Regions from separate parts of the Homo sapiens genome. Here region 2 is linked to region 1. The links are chromatin loops, found by intact Hi-C in ENCODE. Cell type or tissue: PC-3. All regions are shown on one strand. Each heading gives the region's core, and the rest is flanking DNA. Links, peaks and the distances in the headings are about the cores only. Region 1 overlaps ZDHHC14 (zDHHC palmitoyltransferase 14). Region 2 overlaps TMEM242 (transmembrane protein 242).

Region 1 (8,335 bases), core at 137-8,136:
AGGTAGTGTGTATTCAGTGGCTGTGTGCCGAGTGCCTGAATGAAGGCGTGAAGGAGACTCAGTCATCTCCTGCATCCACGGTACTCGTAGACTTGTTCTCCAGCTCTGGAAAAACTTTCCAAGACTCAAATGTGCCTTTTCCCCAAAGGCCTTGAGTTACTGCATCTTCGTAACGCCGAAGACACTTTTCCGTAGCGGTAACATCTGGACTTTGTGCAGTGTGACTGTCCCAGAGGGCCTGGCCTCGTTCTGCGGGATGGGCGTGGGGGTGCCAGCTCCCTGGCAGAGGCCCCAGTCCTGGGTAAAGCTGTGCTCACTGCCTGCCCACCCTGGGTGAGCAATTGAAGCCCTAGTGTGGGGCCCCTGGCCATGGAAGCACTGGGGAAGGAGCCGCTGGGGGAGGAGGAGCAGGCACAGCAGGCGTCTCCTGGTGGCACCAGCAGCCACACCCCTGGGCCACCTCCCAGCAGGCAGCCTGATGGCCCCAGGGCCTTGGGATGGGAGGAGAGCCTCAGTGGTGTTCAGTGTGCAATCTGAAACAAGGCAGGGCATTTTCCTTCCAACAAGGTTTTCTTGAACATGTAATGATTAAACTAATTCATATTTTGTTGAAAATGTCTCTGTTGAGCAATTCATTGCCAAACAGTGCTCACTGATGAGCTATCCAGCGTTTGGGTTCAATTCCATGAACATTGCCGGTGTTGAGGAGATTTAATTTGTATAGCATTTGATTCTTTCTCATTCCTGAACGCCTCCTTTCCCATCTTGCCATCCCTAGACCACCCGCAACCCAAGGAAAGAAAAAGGGAATCTAGCAGGCCTCTGAGATTCCGGATCTCCAGGGGGCTTGCTGGAACTGAGGGGAGTTGGGCCCTATATGTGTGGCCTTGTCCTGTACTTTAAATAAATACCCAGTTTAAGACAGAAATCTGCAAGGATGACAGAAGAACTTTCTCTAGTCACATTCCTCCAAGAAGTTGGGTACAGACCAGAGCTGAGATAGGAGATAACCTGGGTTTTGCCTTCTCAAATGTATGATCCTCCATACCCCAAAACAATTAGACTAATTAAGGTATTGTAAGACAACTTGCAAAAATCAAGAGCTTCAGCCCGCTGAGGTTTCAATCCAACAGAGAATATACATTATCGTCAAGCATCTTCTTTATGGATAGTTGAGTTTTTAAAAGCACAGGCAGATTTTAATATTTCGGCAATTATCTTCTTTTTTAGTTCAACAAGTACTTATGCATTTATTTTTAATAACATATTTCTCTACTACAAAAATAAGCCATGCTTTAATTAAGAAAATTTGGAAACCACCAAAACGCACATATGCAGAAAATCACCCAGGGATAATGAGATAATGGGGCACATTCTTCTAGTTACAAATATAGATGTGTTTGAAACACAAATAGGATTGTCTCCGCTGTACTTTGTATCCTGTGTTTTTTTAGATGTCTCTTCATTTCATCTAACAAATAGTTATTGTAAGGTCAACTATGTGCTAGACTGAATTCTAGGCACTGGAGGTTACATCAGTGAACCAAGCAGATACACGTCCTCATTGCATTGAGCTTTTTTCTAGTGGGGTCAGACAGTAAGCAAGGAAGTATATATATTAACAGTGTGCCAAGTGGGGATAAGTGCTATGGGAAGAGTAAAAGCTGGAAGGGGTTGGGGTTGGTGGAGACGGGATGGCTGGTCATAGGAGGGCTGCAGTTTGGAGATTGTGTGCAGCACAGTCAGGGAAGGCTCTACAGAGATGGTGATATTTGAGCAAAGGCTGGGAGGAGCTCTATGGCTCCCTGTAGGGAGGGAGTTCCAGGCAGGGGGAAGGCACAGGCAAAAGCCCAGAGGAGAGGCAGGCCTGGCTTGTTCCAGAGCTGCAGGGGTCGGCAGGAGGGAGGAAGATGAGGTCAAAGAGGTCACAGGAGCCAGATGGCTTTGTAGCCTCGGCAAGTACCTGGCTTTAGTTCTGAGCAGAGGAGGGACGTGCTCTGGCTTGAGCTGGTGCATTGGGCACGGAGTGCAGCCTAGGGGGAAGCAGAAGAGCCGGGCCATGCTTTGATGGGCTCAGGAGGCTGCAACGTGGAAAGCCCTCAAGCAGACACCTCTGCCTCAGGCTCTAAATGTGGAGATGTTTTAGGAATACTGTGGCCAATTTAGTTCACTTGCATTTTTTAAAATGTATGCACAATAATGATATATGATTTTTAAATTGGTGTCTAATTAAGTCTATAATAACTCTTTCAATAAGTATGAAATAAAGATCCCTTGTGGTTAGGGAATATTATCTGATTTGGCACATTTCCCCTTAATGATACATCTTAAAATGTGGGGTACCTTAGATTGGATGAAACAAGAATTATGAATAGAGCTATGACTTTCCTATACAGAGTTTCCAGAAGGGAGGCAGAATGGACACCCTTCAAATATAAGCCAGGGTCAGAGGCAGCTAAACCTTAGAATGCTGTTTAGTGCCAGGACAAATCCCAAATCACTACCCTGGACGCTTGGTATGTGCAGGTCTTCCCAGCACACACACCAGCAGCTCTAGGAAGAGCTTTCTCGGAAGGGCCCTGGCTTGCCCTGACGATGCCTTACGGTTCCAGGATGCACAGAAAGCAAAATGGAGTTACTTTGGCCAATTAGCTCAGCAGCCACACATGGTCTGAAAATGACAAAACATTCACCTGAACCAGGACTCGAATGGGAAATCTGGGGCATGTGGTTGCCATGCCTAAGTAATGTCTGGACATTAAAGAGCAACTTTTGGGGCAAAACAGTGTTGGCTTTCCCTCCCATGATTCACATGCTACCCAGAAGCCTCTGGCTTCCTGGAATTCTATTTCATTTCATTTCATTTCATTTCATTTCATTTCATTTCATTTCATTTCATTTCATTTCATTTCATGTTTTTGAGACAGGGTCTGGCTCTGTTGCCCAGGCTGGAGTGCGGTGGCATGATCTTGGCTCACTGCAGCCTCAGCCTCCCAGGGTCAAGCCAGCCTCCCACCTCAGCCTCCCAAGTGGTTGGGACTACAGTCACACACTACCACAGCCAGCTGGTTTTTGTATTTTTTTTGTAGAGACGGGGTTTCGCCATGTTGCCCAGGCTGGTCTCAAACTCCTGAGCTCAAGCAATCTGCCCACCTCAGCCTCCCAAAGTGTTGGGATTATAGGCACTCCCGGCCTCTTCCTGGAATTTTAAATGCAACTCAGAATCACTTGGCAAAAATGTTGATGCACCACAATATTCACTAGTAAGCTCTTGTACATTCTCAATAGTAGATGAGTAAATTGGGCTGTTTACACACTATGATTTGAAGCCTGTATTATAAAGCTACAGATTCCCAGGTCCTGTATCTTAAGTAGACCTCTCTGGGTGGTCTGGGAGGCCCTGAGTTAAGAGTAAGGACACTAACTCTGTCTTGCATGCTTGGAGGGTGTTTGGGCCCCACGGGCAGAAGAGAGCACTCTCCTTGTCTCCCCTCCTCCGCTCTCTGTTCACGCAAGTGCTTGAAGCCTGGAGCCCCTCTCCTCACTCATGAACTCTGCAGGTTCAAGGCAAGACTGTGCTGTGTTTGGAGACATCCCTGTTTAACTCTGCATCTAGCCAGAAGTCCTGTAGGGAAAAACCAGATTTCCTAAGTGACATTCCTCGACTCGGTAGGGTGACCTTCACCTTCCTCCTCCCTTAGCAAGCCTGAAAGCTACAGTTCTCACCCGACAAAGGTAGACAGAGAGACGCGTGTGAAAAAGAGCTGTTGAGCTTTGATGAAACTGAACATCAAGTTTGTAGTCTACAAATGGGTATGTGGAGTTCTACTGTCACCTCCATGCTCTCTGGGTTTGAGCTTTTCCTTCCAGCTTGCTTTGCTCATATTTTCCACGTTAGTCCCTGGGCTCATTGATTTAAATTCCCTCCCTTCATACAGGCATGCATAGACTCCTGGCTCTGTGCGTCTGGGGTAATTAACACGATTAGTCACTAATCGTGCTTTCCAGGCACGGGGTCCTGCCATCGTGATCTTGTAGGGGAATGTCACTCTTGGGAGTTTTATGAAATCATCTATTTGGTTTTTCCTATTCTGGAGTTGTGAGTGGATATGATTTCTGAATCTACTTTTTCCTCTATTTGTCTCCAAGTAATGCGCTCATCTTTGCCTTGTGGTGGTAGATTTATTTCTAAGTATGTGATTAAGGAACAAATCACAAAATGAATGGTGCTTATGTTCCTGCCTGTAAGTGAAAAGTACCTTTGTTTTGCAGTGACTCATTTGAAAAGGAAAAGGGGTCATTTCTATTGCAACCCTTAAAACCTCCATTTCTCACAATGCTACTCTGATTATTTCAGATGTGTGAGTCATTGGCTCAGGTTATTTCATTTATGATTGTTTGCCTTAGCTACTTATTATTGAAATGCTTTGCAATCGAGAATCTGAAACTTAAAATGCTAGGTTACTTTGTGATTTCTGCAAAGTAGCAACTCCCTGGATTGGAGTGTGGCAATAATGCAGCAAGGCCACTTCCTCTTCCTGTGTAATAATAAATGTATGCCTCGTGGTTATGTCTAAAAAACAGTTATTCTCATGTTTATGCTTTCATACGTACAGGACAGACCAAAAATATCAAATGTAGGCCATTTGCTGCAGTCAGGAGTCATGAGCTACTATTAACAAACTTTTTTTATGTGTATCCATTTATAGACAAAACATTAAAAGAGGACTCAAATTGTTTTGATACAGGAAAAGATTCTCTACTTCTTGTTCCAAAGGGCACTTGGTTTTAATGTCTCTGCTATATCTTGTTAATATTGTTCTTTTGTTTTGTTTAGTTTTTAAGTTAATCTTCTCCCAAAGAATGTCCTCTGGAAAACAGAGTGACCTAATTACCCAATAATGAAATCCATGTTTCTTATCCAAATGTTTAAGAAATTAATTTAGTCTTAGGGGTTTTGTTCAAGGAATCAGCATTATGTCAAATTCTAACCTGTAAGCCAGTCTCTAAACATGAATATAGAATTAATGACAGTATTGATTCTGGGATGTCAGTGTCTGTTTGATGCTAAAATGATTTTATATCTATCTATCTGTCTGCCTGTCTGTCTGTCTATCTATCCCTCCATCTATCTTTTTTTTTTTTTTTTTGAGACAGAGTCTCGCTCTGTCGCCCAGGCTGGAGTGCAGTGGCGGGATCTCGGCTCACTGCAAGCTCCGCCTCCCGGGTTCACGCCATTCTCCTGCCTCAGCCTCCCAAGTAGCTGGGACTACAGGCGCCCGCCACTACGCCCGGCTAATTTTTTGTATTTTTAGTAGAGACGGGGTTTCACCGTTTTAGCCGGGATGGTCTCGATCTCCTGACCTCGTGATCCGCCCGCCTCGGCCTCCCAAAGTGCTGGGATTACAGGCGTGAGCCACCGCGCCCGGCTCCATCTATCTTTTTAATGACCAATATCAAATATTTAGTTCTGAGCAGAGGAAGGATGCACTCTGATTGTGTGGTCTCAGATAATATAGCGCCCAGAAAACAGTTCCATTTTTCATGTATAAACATCAATGCACAAAAACAATTTTTACTAAAGATTCAAAGAGATTGCTATTTGAACTGAAAAAAATTCCATATAATCTTTTGGCAGTGCTACATTTCTAATTATTACCTGGAATGAATTTCTGTACCTCTAATGTACAATGCTTTGGCAGTTTGTGCATAGGTATTTATCATCATATCCAAAATCAAACAGCTCTTGCTGATGTATATGATTGGAGGGAGAGTTCTGTAAAGGCTTCTCATCATTTTAGTATCCGGTGCTAAATTAGCTAATTTCTTTTATGTTATGAAGATGTATTCTTATTTTTCCCCCTGTCACTTTCCAGTTAATCTTTATGAAGACTAAGATGCCTGTAGCCTGTTTGCTACACTGCCCTGAGTTGTATGTAGGTCACAATTCTTGAGACAGAAATAGGATTCCATTTGGTGTTTATATCTTTGGCAGCTGCCTCATCATCTTGTATCAGATCCAGGCCCTTGGGGATGGAGTCTTCCTCAACACAGATGGCACTCAGCATTGGAGTTCCCATCCACAGTTGCTCAGAAATATGGAGGAGCCATTTTCAAGTCATCTGAGCTCGGACTAAGAATTTGCCATACTGTGCACAGTGCTTCCTTCAGCTGTGAAGCCGTGCCAGTCTGTGGGTCAACTGGGATGTCCCATTAGTCTCACCTCCTTCAGGAGGTTAACATTCACAGTCATGGGCAGGGTCTGCTTATTGCCTTGTCTTTACCACAAGGACTACAGATGCTCTATGCTTTTTCTAAGCAGCATTTTGAAGGTGTCTCAGTAGCCCTGACCTCATTGTTTAGGGTTGGGAATTCTGCCACTTTTATAAAAAGTGAGTTGTTGAGGATTTCTAGGACAAACTCAGCACTGTCCTCTGTCACACACAGAGGCTGGTGGAACGGGACTGTCACAGAGCACCTAGCATTATACAGAGTTGTACCAACATATGGTGCTGCATCTACTAGAACTTTAGCACATGGAGGGTCTTAGAGGTTCCAGCAAATGCCCACAGAAGGTGAACATGAGGCACACTCGGCTCAGCGAGCTGAGGAATATCCTGTCCTCTCAGCTGAGGGAGCCTCGCAGAAGGAACTGGGCCTTAGCATCTGTCTGAAGGAAGTTACAGGACCTAGCGAGCTGACAAAAGTAGAGAAGTTCTAGACCAGGTCTGTGGTTGCTGAGGGTATGGGTGACTTGACTCTCCTCCTCTTTCAGGTGTTACAGTAAAATTCACTAAATGGATTCTATTCATTCAGCTACTCAACAAATATTTATCAAACTTAGTTGCATTTTACATCATGCGAGGCATCCTGCTAGGTGCTACAAAGGACACAAAGAGGAACAGGAGCCAGTCTCACCCTCCAGGACTTTTAATCTAGTGAGGTGCATGGAGCATGTCCACAAATAGCCACATGTCCAAGGAGAGGAGCAAAGAAAAACACGGTGGGGGTTCAGAGAAAGAAGCGATCCCTTCTGCTTAGGGGGTGAGCCCAGAAACTCTACCAAGGCTTTTCAGGAAGCGGTATTGAGCTGGAACTGGAAAGTTGGGAGCATCAACATGCTGAATGGGAGGTGCGGGTGTTCCAGACACGTGGGCTGGACAGGCAGCGCTGGCGGTGAGTGAAAGCGGGTGCCTGCCTGAGACGCCCAAATGTTAGGTGTGGCCATTGCTGGGATTCAGGAGGGGGCAGTGAGAGAGAGGGAGAGAAGGTGACTGTGGGGGACTTGGACACCAGATAAGGAGCTCGAGCTTCATTTGGTAGGAACGGCGGAAGCATGGAGGGCTTTTGAGCAGAGACACGTGTGATTGGAGCTGGCGGTGGTGGTTGGGACAGATTGAAGGAGGGGATCATGGTAGGCAGGTATGAGGTCACTGTTCTAGGCTGGGTGTGGTGGCTTATTCCTGTAATCCCAGCACTTTGGGAGGCTGAGGCAGGAGGATTACTCGAGCCCAGGAGTTTGAGACCAGCCTGGGCAACAAAGTGTTTCTACAAAACACACAAAAAATTAGCCAGGTGTGGTGGTGAGGACCTGTAGTTCCAGCCACTCAGGAGGCTGAGCTGGGAGAATCTCTTGAGCCCCAGGAGTTCAAAGCTGCAGTGAGCCATGATCATACCACTGCACTCCAGCCTGGGCAGCAGAGTGAGGCCCTGTCTCCAGAAAGATAATAAATAAATAAATAAACAAACAAACAGATCACTGTTCCAGCTGTCCCCCGGAGAGAAGACAAAGAGGGCTTCTGAGAGGAGGGACTGGAAGGCAAAACAGCGTGGAAGGAAGTCCCTGAGTGGGAGGAAGCTGGCCGTTTCTATTTAAGAAGAGGGAAAGAGGAAGACATTGCAAGTGGGCCATGCACCTAGGTTCCCCCGGGGCGTCCAAAGCACTCACCAATGCGAGTCTAGGTAGAGCCGGTTTAACCATCTCCTAGACCCAGAGCACATAGTCGCCTTGTAACAGAACTCTTCCTGTAGGCTCTTTCCTGCCTCCCTCTCTACTTCACCTGCTTTATTCTCCACCGTGGAGGGGCCAGAAACTGCAGCTGGCGAGCTGGGGTAGTGGAGGGGGCTTAACTTCACATCAAGGTAGAAGTTACCGTTATTCACTGGGATTATTACTCTTTCATTTGCTTAAATGGCACTGTTTGCTACTTAAAGCGACAAGGACTTCCTATTACCTTCATATTATCATCAGAGAAGTCACTAGACCTGCCTGAGATTTCCTGCGGGGACAGGAGCAGGAGCAGGTTCCCAGGGAAACACAGACAGAGGCATTTCG
Region 2 (8,335 bases), core at 81-8,080, 220 kb before region 1:
TAGTGTCCCAGTGTTCGCTCACCCGGCCTCATCATAGTGTCCCAGTGTGCGCTCACCTAGCCTCATCATAGTGCCCCAGTGTGCACTCAGCTAGCCTCATCATAGTGTCCCAGTGTGCACTCACCCGGCCTCATCATAGGGTCCCAGTGTGCACTCACCCGGCCTCATCATAGGGTCCCAGTGTGCACTCACCCGGCCTCATCATAGTGTCCCAGTGTGCACTCACCTAGCCTCATCATAGTGCCCCAGTGTGCACTCACCTAGCCTCATCATAGTGCCCCAGTGTGCACTCACCTAGCCTCATCATAGTGCCCCAGTGTGCACTCACCTGGCCTCATCATAGTGTCCCAGTATGCGCTAACCTAGCCTCCCCAGTGTGCAGTCACCTAGCCTCATCATAGTGTCCCAGTGTGCGCTCACCTAACCCCATCATAGTGCCCCAGTGTGCTCACACCTAGCCACATCATAGTGTCCCAGTGTGCACTCACCTAGCCCCATCATAGTGTCCCAGTGTGCACTCACCTAGCCCCATCATAGTGTCCGAATGTGCGCTCACCCAGCCTGATCATACTGTCCGACTGTGCGCTCACCTAGCCTCATCATAGTGTCCCAGTGTGCGCTCACCTAGCCTCATCATAGTGCCCCCGTGTGCACACACCGAGCCTCATTATAGTGTCCCAGTGTGTGTTCACCTAGCCTCATCATAGTGTCCCAGTGTGCGCTCACCTAGCCTCATCATAGTGTTCCAGTGTGCGCTCACCTAGCCTCATCATAGTGTTCCAGTGTGCACGCATACGGCCTCATCATAGTGTCCCAGTGTGCAATCACCTGGCCTCATCATAGTGCCCCAGTGAGCACTCACCTAGCCTCAGCATAGTGCCCCAGTGTGCACTCAACCGGCCTCATCATAGTGTCCCAGTGTGCGCTCACCTAGCCTCAACATAGTGCCCTAGTGTCCCCTCACCTAGCCTCATCATAGTGTCCCAGTGTGCGCTCACCTGGCCTCATCATAGTGTCCCAGTGTGCACTCACCCGGCCTCATCATAGTGTCCCAGTGTGCACTGAGCTAGCGTCATCATAGTGCCCCAGTGTACACTCATCTAGCCTTATCATAGTTTCCCAGTGTGCACTCACCTAGCCTCATCATAGTGCCCCCGTGTGCACACACCGAGCCTCATTATAGTGTCCCAGTGTGTGTTCACCTAGCCTCATCATAGTGTCCCAGTGTGCGCTCACCTAGCCTCATCATAGTGTTCCAGTGTGCGCTCACCTAGCCTCATCATAGTGTTCCAGTGTGCACGCATACGGCCTCATCATAGTGTCCCAGTGTGCAATCACCTGGCCTCATCATAGTGCCCCAGTGAGCACTCACCTAGCCTCAGCATAGTGCCCCAGTGTGCACTCAACCGGCCTCATCATAGTGTCCCAGTGTGCGCTCACCTAGCCTCAACATAGTGCCCTAGTGTCCCCTCACCTAGCCTCATCATAGTGTCCCAGTGTGCGCTCACCTGGCCTCATCATAGTGTCCCAGTGTGCACTCACCCGGCCTCATCATAGTGTCCCAGTGTGCACTGAGCTAGCGTCATCATAGTGCCCCAGTGTACACTCATCTAGCCTTATCATAGTTTCCCAGTGTGCACTCACCTAGCCTCAACATAGTGCCCCAGTGTGCGTTGATCTGACCTCATTATAGTGCCCCAGTGTGCAATCACCTAGCCTCATCATGTCCCAGTGTGCACTCACCTGCCCTCATCATAGTACCGCAGTATCCACTCACCTAGCCTCATCATAGTGTCACAGTGTGCACTCACCGAGCCTCATAGTGCCCCAGCGTGCACTCACCTAGCCTCATCATAGTGTCCCAGTGTGCACTCACCGAGCCTCATCATACCGCCCCAGTGTGCACTCAGCTAGCCTCATCATAGTGCCCCAGTGTACGCTCACCCGGCCTCATCATAGTGCCGCAGTGTGCACTCACCTAGCCTCACCATAGTGTCGCAGTGTGCACTCACCCGGCCTCATCATAGTGCCCCAGGGTGCACTCACCTAGCCTCATCATAGTGTCCCAGTGTGCGCTCACCTGGCCTCATCTTACTGTCCCAGTGTGCGCTCACCTGGCCTCATCTTACTGTCACAGTGTGCGCTCACCTAGCTTCATCATAATGCCCCAGTGTGAACTCAACTAGCCTCATCATAGTGCCACAGTGTGCACTCACCTGGCCTCATCATAGTGTCCCAGTGTGCACTCACCTAGCCTCATCATAGTGTCCCACTGTGCGCTCACCCGGCATCATCATAGTGCCCCAGTGTGCGCTCACCCGGCCTCATCATAGTGCCTCAGTGTGCGCTCACCTAGCCTCATCATAGTGTCCCAGTGTCCGCTCACCTAGCCTCATCATAGTGTCCCAGTGTGCACTCACCTGGCCTCATCATAGGGTCCCAGTATGCACTCACCTGGCCTCATCAAAGTGTCCCAGTGTGTGCTCACCCGGCCTCATCATAGTGTCCCAGTGTGCGCTCACCTGGCCTCATCATAGTGTCCCACTGTGCGCTCACCCGGCCTCATCATAGTGCCTCAGTGTGCCCTCACCTGGCCTCATCATAGTGTCGCAGAGTGTGCTCACCTGGCCTCATCATAGTGTCCCAGTGTGCGCTCATCCGGCATCATCATAGTGTCCCAGTGTGCGCTCACCTGGCCTCATCATAGTGCCCCAGTGTGCGCTCACCTGGCCTCATCATAGTGCCTCAGTGTACGCTCACCGGGCCTTATTACAGTGTCCAGTGTGCGCTCACCTGGCCTCATCATAGTGCCCCAGTCTGCGCTCACCTGGCCTCATCATAGTGCCCCAGTGTGCACTCACCTAGACTCATCATAGTACCCCAGTGTGCAGTCATCTGGCGTCATCATAGTGCCCCAGTGTTCGCTCACCTAGCCTCATCATAGTGTCCCAGTGTGCGCTCACCTAACCCCATCATAGTGCCCCAGTGTGCTCTCACCTAGCCACATCACAGTGTCCCAGTGTGCATTCACCTAGCCCCATCATAGTGTCCCAATGTGCGCTCACCTGGCCTCATCATAGTGTCCCCGTGTGTGCTCACCCGGCCTCATCACAGTGACCCACTGTGCGCTCACCTGGCCTAATCATAGTGTCCCAGTGTGCGCTCACGTGGCCTCATCAGAGCGCCCCAGTGTGCGCTCACCTAGCCTCATCACAGTGCCCCAGTGTGCACTCCCCTAGCCTCATCACAGTGCCCCAGTGTGCGCTCACCTGGCCTCATCACAGTGTCCCAGTGTGCGCTCACCTGGCCTCATCACAGTGTCCCAGTGTCCGCTCACCTGGCCTCATCATAGTGCCCCAGTGTGCGCTCACCTAGCCTCATAGTGTCTCAGTGTGCACTCACCCGGCCTCGTCATAGTGCCGCAGTGTGCGCTCACCCGGCCTCATCATAGAGCCCCAGTGTGCGCTCACCCGGCCTCATCATTGTGTCCCAGTGTGCGCTCACCCGGCCTCATCATAGTGTCCCTGTGTGCGCTCACCCGGCCTCATCATAGTGTCCCAGTGTGCGCTCACCTGGCCTCATCATAGTGCCCCAGTGTGCACTCACCTGGCCTCATCATAGTGTCCCAGTGTGCGCTCACCTGGCCTCATCATAGTGTCGCAGTGTGCACTCACCTGGCCTCATCATAGTGTCCCAGTGTGCACTCACCTGGCCTCATCATAGTGTCCCAGCATGCATTCCCATGATCATGTACACAGCTGATTTAGGAGACTACAAACCCAAAGTAAATGTTCATCTTTTTTTCCAGAATTAAGTTATTGTGATAAAATTGGTGCTATCTTAATTATAATCAAATAATAAAATACCATAGTTGAAAGTAATCGATGAACACAAACTGAACAGTCAAGCCGTGCTTGTTGGCCAGGGTGGGCCGGGGAGCAGGGTAGATACTGAACTGGCACTGATTTCTCCCCATTGTCAATGCTGGGCAAACTTACCTGCCTTGGTCTAACAAGACATCTTCTGCTACCTCTCCTTCTTTAGATCCTCTGGTTAAATGATATAACAGTGTGTAAAATACACATGTGTTTATATTTAATGTTATTATATGCATTCTATGTGAAATGAAATTCCAGAATAATTATGAATAAACAAACAGTAAAACCAAAATACTTTAAAGAAACCGAAGTTTCACTTTAAGCATTTTAAACATGTTCCCTTTTAGGCCAGCAGATGTAGCTGCGAATTAAAATAGGAACCGCAAGCACTTTCATCAAGCTGCTCTAGGTTAACCATTAGATGGCACCCTTTTGTATTGGAACTGGGTTTCTATCAGAGATTCAATTCAATTCGAGCTAGCTACTTACAATTATTTAACGCTGGAGTTGATTTTATCTAGAATGATCATCTCAGTTATTTATTGAGTGCATAGACTTGGACCATTTCTGTTTAACATTTTCTGACTGAGACTGTTTTCTTAGTCATACAAAGATGAGACAGTACACAGTGACAGAAGTTCTTACTGGACTCAGGGTAACCTCATAATTATCAAAACTCTCTAAACGTTGAGCTGAATATACCACATTGCTGTCTGCAAGCCTCAGAGCAGGGTCATACCATAAGAATTTGCTTAGAAAGTCAACAGGTAAGGTTTACCCCTTTACAGGGTAGCGCTGTCTTAGCACAGTGCTTGGCTCAGGAGAGACCCACAAATGACTTTAGAATGAACAAACCAGCAAATTAGTAAACACTACCGCCTTTAAAAGATATGACCTTGAAAAGGTATCAGTGAGTTCATTTTTCTGTGGGCCTTCTCAAACATGGAGATCAAACTGATATGCCTAATGATCTATATGCAGAGAGAGTGCATATGCAGTCTCTCTTTTTACTTAGACATAAAGATGTCAGGAACTCTCTTTCTTTGTGGTCCCAGCACCTAACCCAATCCCAGGTACCCAGCAGAGGCTGAGTAGATATTTCCTACTTATCACTGGATGACATAAAGATGCAATATAAAAGGATTCCACATATTCTTATATTCAGTAGTGCCAACCAGAAAATATTTTTTCTCCCCAAAATATCTTATTTAGGCAGCAATCCTTGTATCAATGCCAAAAAACAAAGAAGTTCACATTCTACCCATCTTCAGTGCTGGGCAAACGTATCTGCTTTGTTTGGTAACAAGATAGCTCCCAATACCTCTCCTTCTTTGGAACCTCTGATTAAATGATATACCACTGTGTGAAATAGAAATGTATGTTTGTATTTAATGTATGTGTTCTATGTGAAATGAAATTCCATAATAATTATGAATAAAAAATTGGATTATTCTAGCACAGTTGGATTATTCTAGCCCATAAACACTGAATTATCAAGTGTATAATTTAGATAACCTAATTTTGTTGGTTTATGAAAACTGGGATTGACTCTTCTAAGTGAGACTATTTGTATTTTCAAATACCTTAAAATTTTACTAAGTTTGTGACCCACATTACTAAACACTGGAAACATCACATATCAGTTCCACACAGTTCATGTAAAGTGCTAGCAGACTGTCATTTTTATAGAAACTAGAAGCTTAATAACTTTATTACTAAGTACTACTTAATAATCTGAAGATTCAGACCTGGGTTTAAATCTTGACACTGCCAATCACATGTTATGTCATCTTGGGCAAGTGATTTAACCTCTTTGAGCCCCAATTTCCTCATTTATAAAATGGGGGATATTAATATCTGCTAGATAGTTATTATGAAGATTAAATAATCTGCTATGTCTAAAATGTCTGTAGAATGCCTAAAATGGAAGAAGAGATTTTATATTGGTCGAAAGCAAAATTGAGGTTAACAGCAAAAATCATGAAAAATCTTCAGTCACAGGTTTTCTGTCTTTTCAAGCAATCTCTAATTTAGCATTACAAACAATGATTAGCCAGCAAAGTTAACTCAAAAATCAAGGTGAGGGCCAGGTGCAGTGGCTCACACCTTTAATCCCAGCACTTCGGGAGGCTGAGGCAGAAGATCGCTTGAGTCCAGGAGTTCGCAACCAGCCTGGGCAACATAATGAGACCTCATCTCTACAAAAAATAAAAAAAATGAGCCAGGCATAGTGACATGCATCTGTGGTCCCAGCTACACAGGAGGCTGAGGTGGGAAGGTTGCTCGAGCCCAGGAGGCTGCAGTGAGCTGAGGTCACACCACTGCACTCCATCCTGGGTGACAGAGGAAGACCTTGTCTCCAAAGAGTCGAAAATAAAAATAAATTTTAAAAACAAAGGTTAGACTAGGAGAAAAGCACCATCATCTGTCTATCAGTGTATTCTGAGTGGAAAGCACAGTAATGTTTATGTTTGTTTACGATTAAACTAAATATGAAAAGCTCAATAATGTCTATGAGGTTGTTCCTGCAACCCTGCCAACTTGCCCCAGTTTCTTCCTCCCTGCTGAATCATTCCCATCAGCATATACATGCTGTTAATTCTCCCAATGTAAAATATAACAAGTAAAAACTTATCTCTTGATCCCATTCTTTTTTCCAGCTATGACCCCATTTCCTTCCTTCACTTTGTGGCAAAACTCAAGACTCACCTAGATATACTGCCTCTGATTCTCCTCTATTCTCTTTTGAATCACTCAGGCTTCACTCCACCATTTCACCAATGGCTGTCACACTGCCAAACCGGGTGAATCATCAGTCCTCATCTTACGTAACTTATCACCAGCATACAACACAGTCAGTCACTTCTCCTTGAAGTGTTTTCTTCACCGGGTGTCCAAGTCACCAGGCCAAGGAGATTTCCCTCTTCAGTAGGGTACTTTCCCCTCATTCCCCAACCTCTTAACATTAGGAGTCCCCAAGAGTTCCTTCCTCAGACCTCTTCTCTTTTCTTTCAACCTTCACTGCCTTGGTGAGTTAATCTAGTCTCACAGCTTTAAATGCTAGCCATATACTGATGAGTCTCAAATTCAAATCTTCACCTTGTACTTCTCCCCTAACTCTCAACTTCTATATCTAACTGCTTACTTGCTCTCCATCTCACTATCAAACGGATGTGTCAACCTCACAAGTCAGATTGAGCTCCTGACATTATCTCCCAATACCTCCTTTTCTCACACTGCTCCCCACCCATCCTTCAGTTGCTCAGGCCAAAAGTCTTGATGACATCCAACTTCACTCTTTCTCACACCCCACATCCAATCAACAACAAATCTTTGCTGACTTGACCTTCAAAATATATCGACATCTGTTTTCATCAACTTTACCGCTGCCACCTATCTCAAACTACTGCCAATTCTCACCAGTCACGAAGGGTCCGGTCCACAGAACTTCCAACCAGTTGTTTAAAAAAAGAAGGCAGTCATTCTTAATGTAATGCTCTGTAGCTTGAAGTATAAATTTTACATATATACACAAACACAGACACAGACACACAAGATTTTAGGATTTTTTCCAAAAATGTGTAAATAACACATTAGTAATTTAAATAATTAATTTTAAAATGCTTTAACTTTTACAAAGATTATATATATATGTCAAACAGCAATAGAAAGTTGTTCCAAATTAATAATTTTATTGAACAAATCGCTAATGTCAATTTGTTTATTTATTCTACTTTGTTTTTGAGACAGGGTCTTACCCCGCTGCCAAGGCTGAAGCGCAATGATCTTGGCACACTGCAGCCTCAGCCTGTGAGGCTCAGGTGATCCTCCTCCCTCAGCCTTCTGAGTAGCTAGGACTATAGGCGCATGCCACCACACCCAGCTAATTTTTTTATAGAGACAGGGTTTCTTTACATTGCCCAGGCTGGTTTTGGACTTCAGAGCTCAAGTGATTTGCCTGCCGCAGGCTCCCAAGGTGCTGGGATTACAGGCATAACCCACTGCACTCGCCCTAATGTCAATTTATATAGAACATTAGCTATAAATTAGTCATTACTTAATTATATTTGAAGTTTTACCACCTTCAAAAATTGTATTTATTAGTAATAAGAAGTTGTCTAGTTATTTGTAAGAATTTAGTCACGTACTCTGTCATCATCTCCCTAGACAGTGACCAAACTACATGCAAATAAATTTGAAAACCAGAAAAATTTAGAACACAGTAAGCAGAATAAACATGTAGATACCAGGGACAAGACAGTAGTTACTTACACTGTGAACTCCTAAAGCTTTCCAGACTGCGAAGCTAATCACACCAACCCCACACCATGCATACAGGGAGCCCCAGCCCAGAGCTCGCAAGGCAAGGGAAGACCCGCTTTCCGGTAATGCAGCCGTGGCCATACTTCCCTGAAATGAAACAGAAAAGTTGAGGTAAAAACAATCAGTGCAGAAAG

What was found. Hi-C counts contacts between places; a loop is a spot of excess contacts. Peaks named below come from ENCODE experiments on the same cell type or tissue, not always from the same donor. Only the 100,000 strongest peaks of a DNase experiment are listed, where the experiment ranks them.
Region 2: it touches region 1 in a loop (6-fold over the local background); 9 of 110 quality-filtered maps call a loop at or near these places.

Annotation. Positions count from the first base shown.
Region 1 is chr6:157,531,687-157,540,021 of GRCh38, forward strand. The region is part of intron 1 of ZDHHC14 (zDHHC palmitoyltransferase 14); the gene reads left to right. Among named protein-coding and RNA genes, the nearest start is that of MIR3692, 6.7 kb to the left of the region's middle. RefSeq lists enhancers at 1-873, 1,440-1,940, 1,941-2,441. In PC-3, for the core only: no CTCF peak of the experiment used is centred there; a DNase peak (open chromatin) is centred at 4,335; H3K4me3 peaks cover 1,184 bases; H3K27ac peaks cover 1,707 bases.
Region 2 is chr6:157,310,632-157,318,966 of GRCh38, forward strand. It overlaps TMEM242 (transmembrane protein 242), which reads right to left. Exons shown (of 4, transcript NM_018452.6): 3 at 8,151-8,288. Among named protein-coding and RNA genes, the nearest start is that of TMEM242, 8.7 kb to the right of the region's middle. RefSeq lists enhancers at 1-173, 174-711, 1,998-2,990, 2,991-3,982 and a silencer at 2,165-2,460. In PC-3, for the core only: CTCF peaks have their summits at 4,272 (motif pointing right) and 4,477; DNase peaks (open chromatin) are centred at 4,280 and 6,680; H3K27ac peaks cover 498 bases.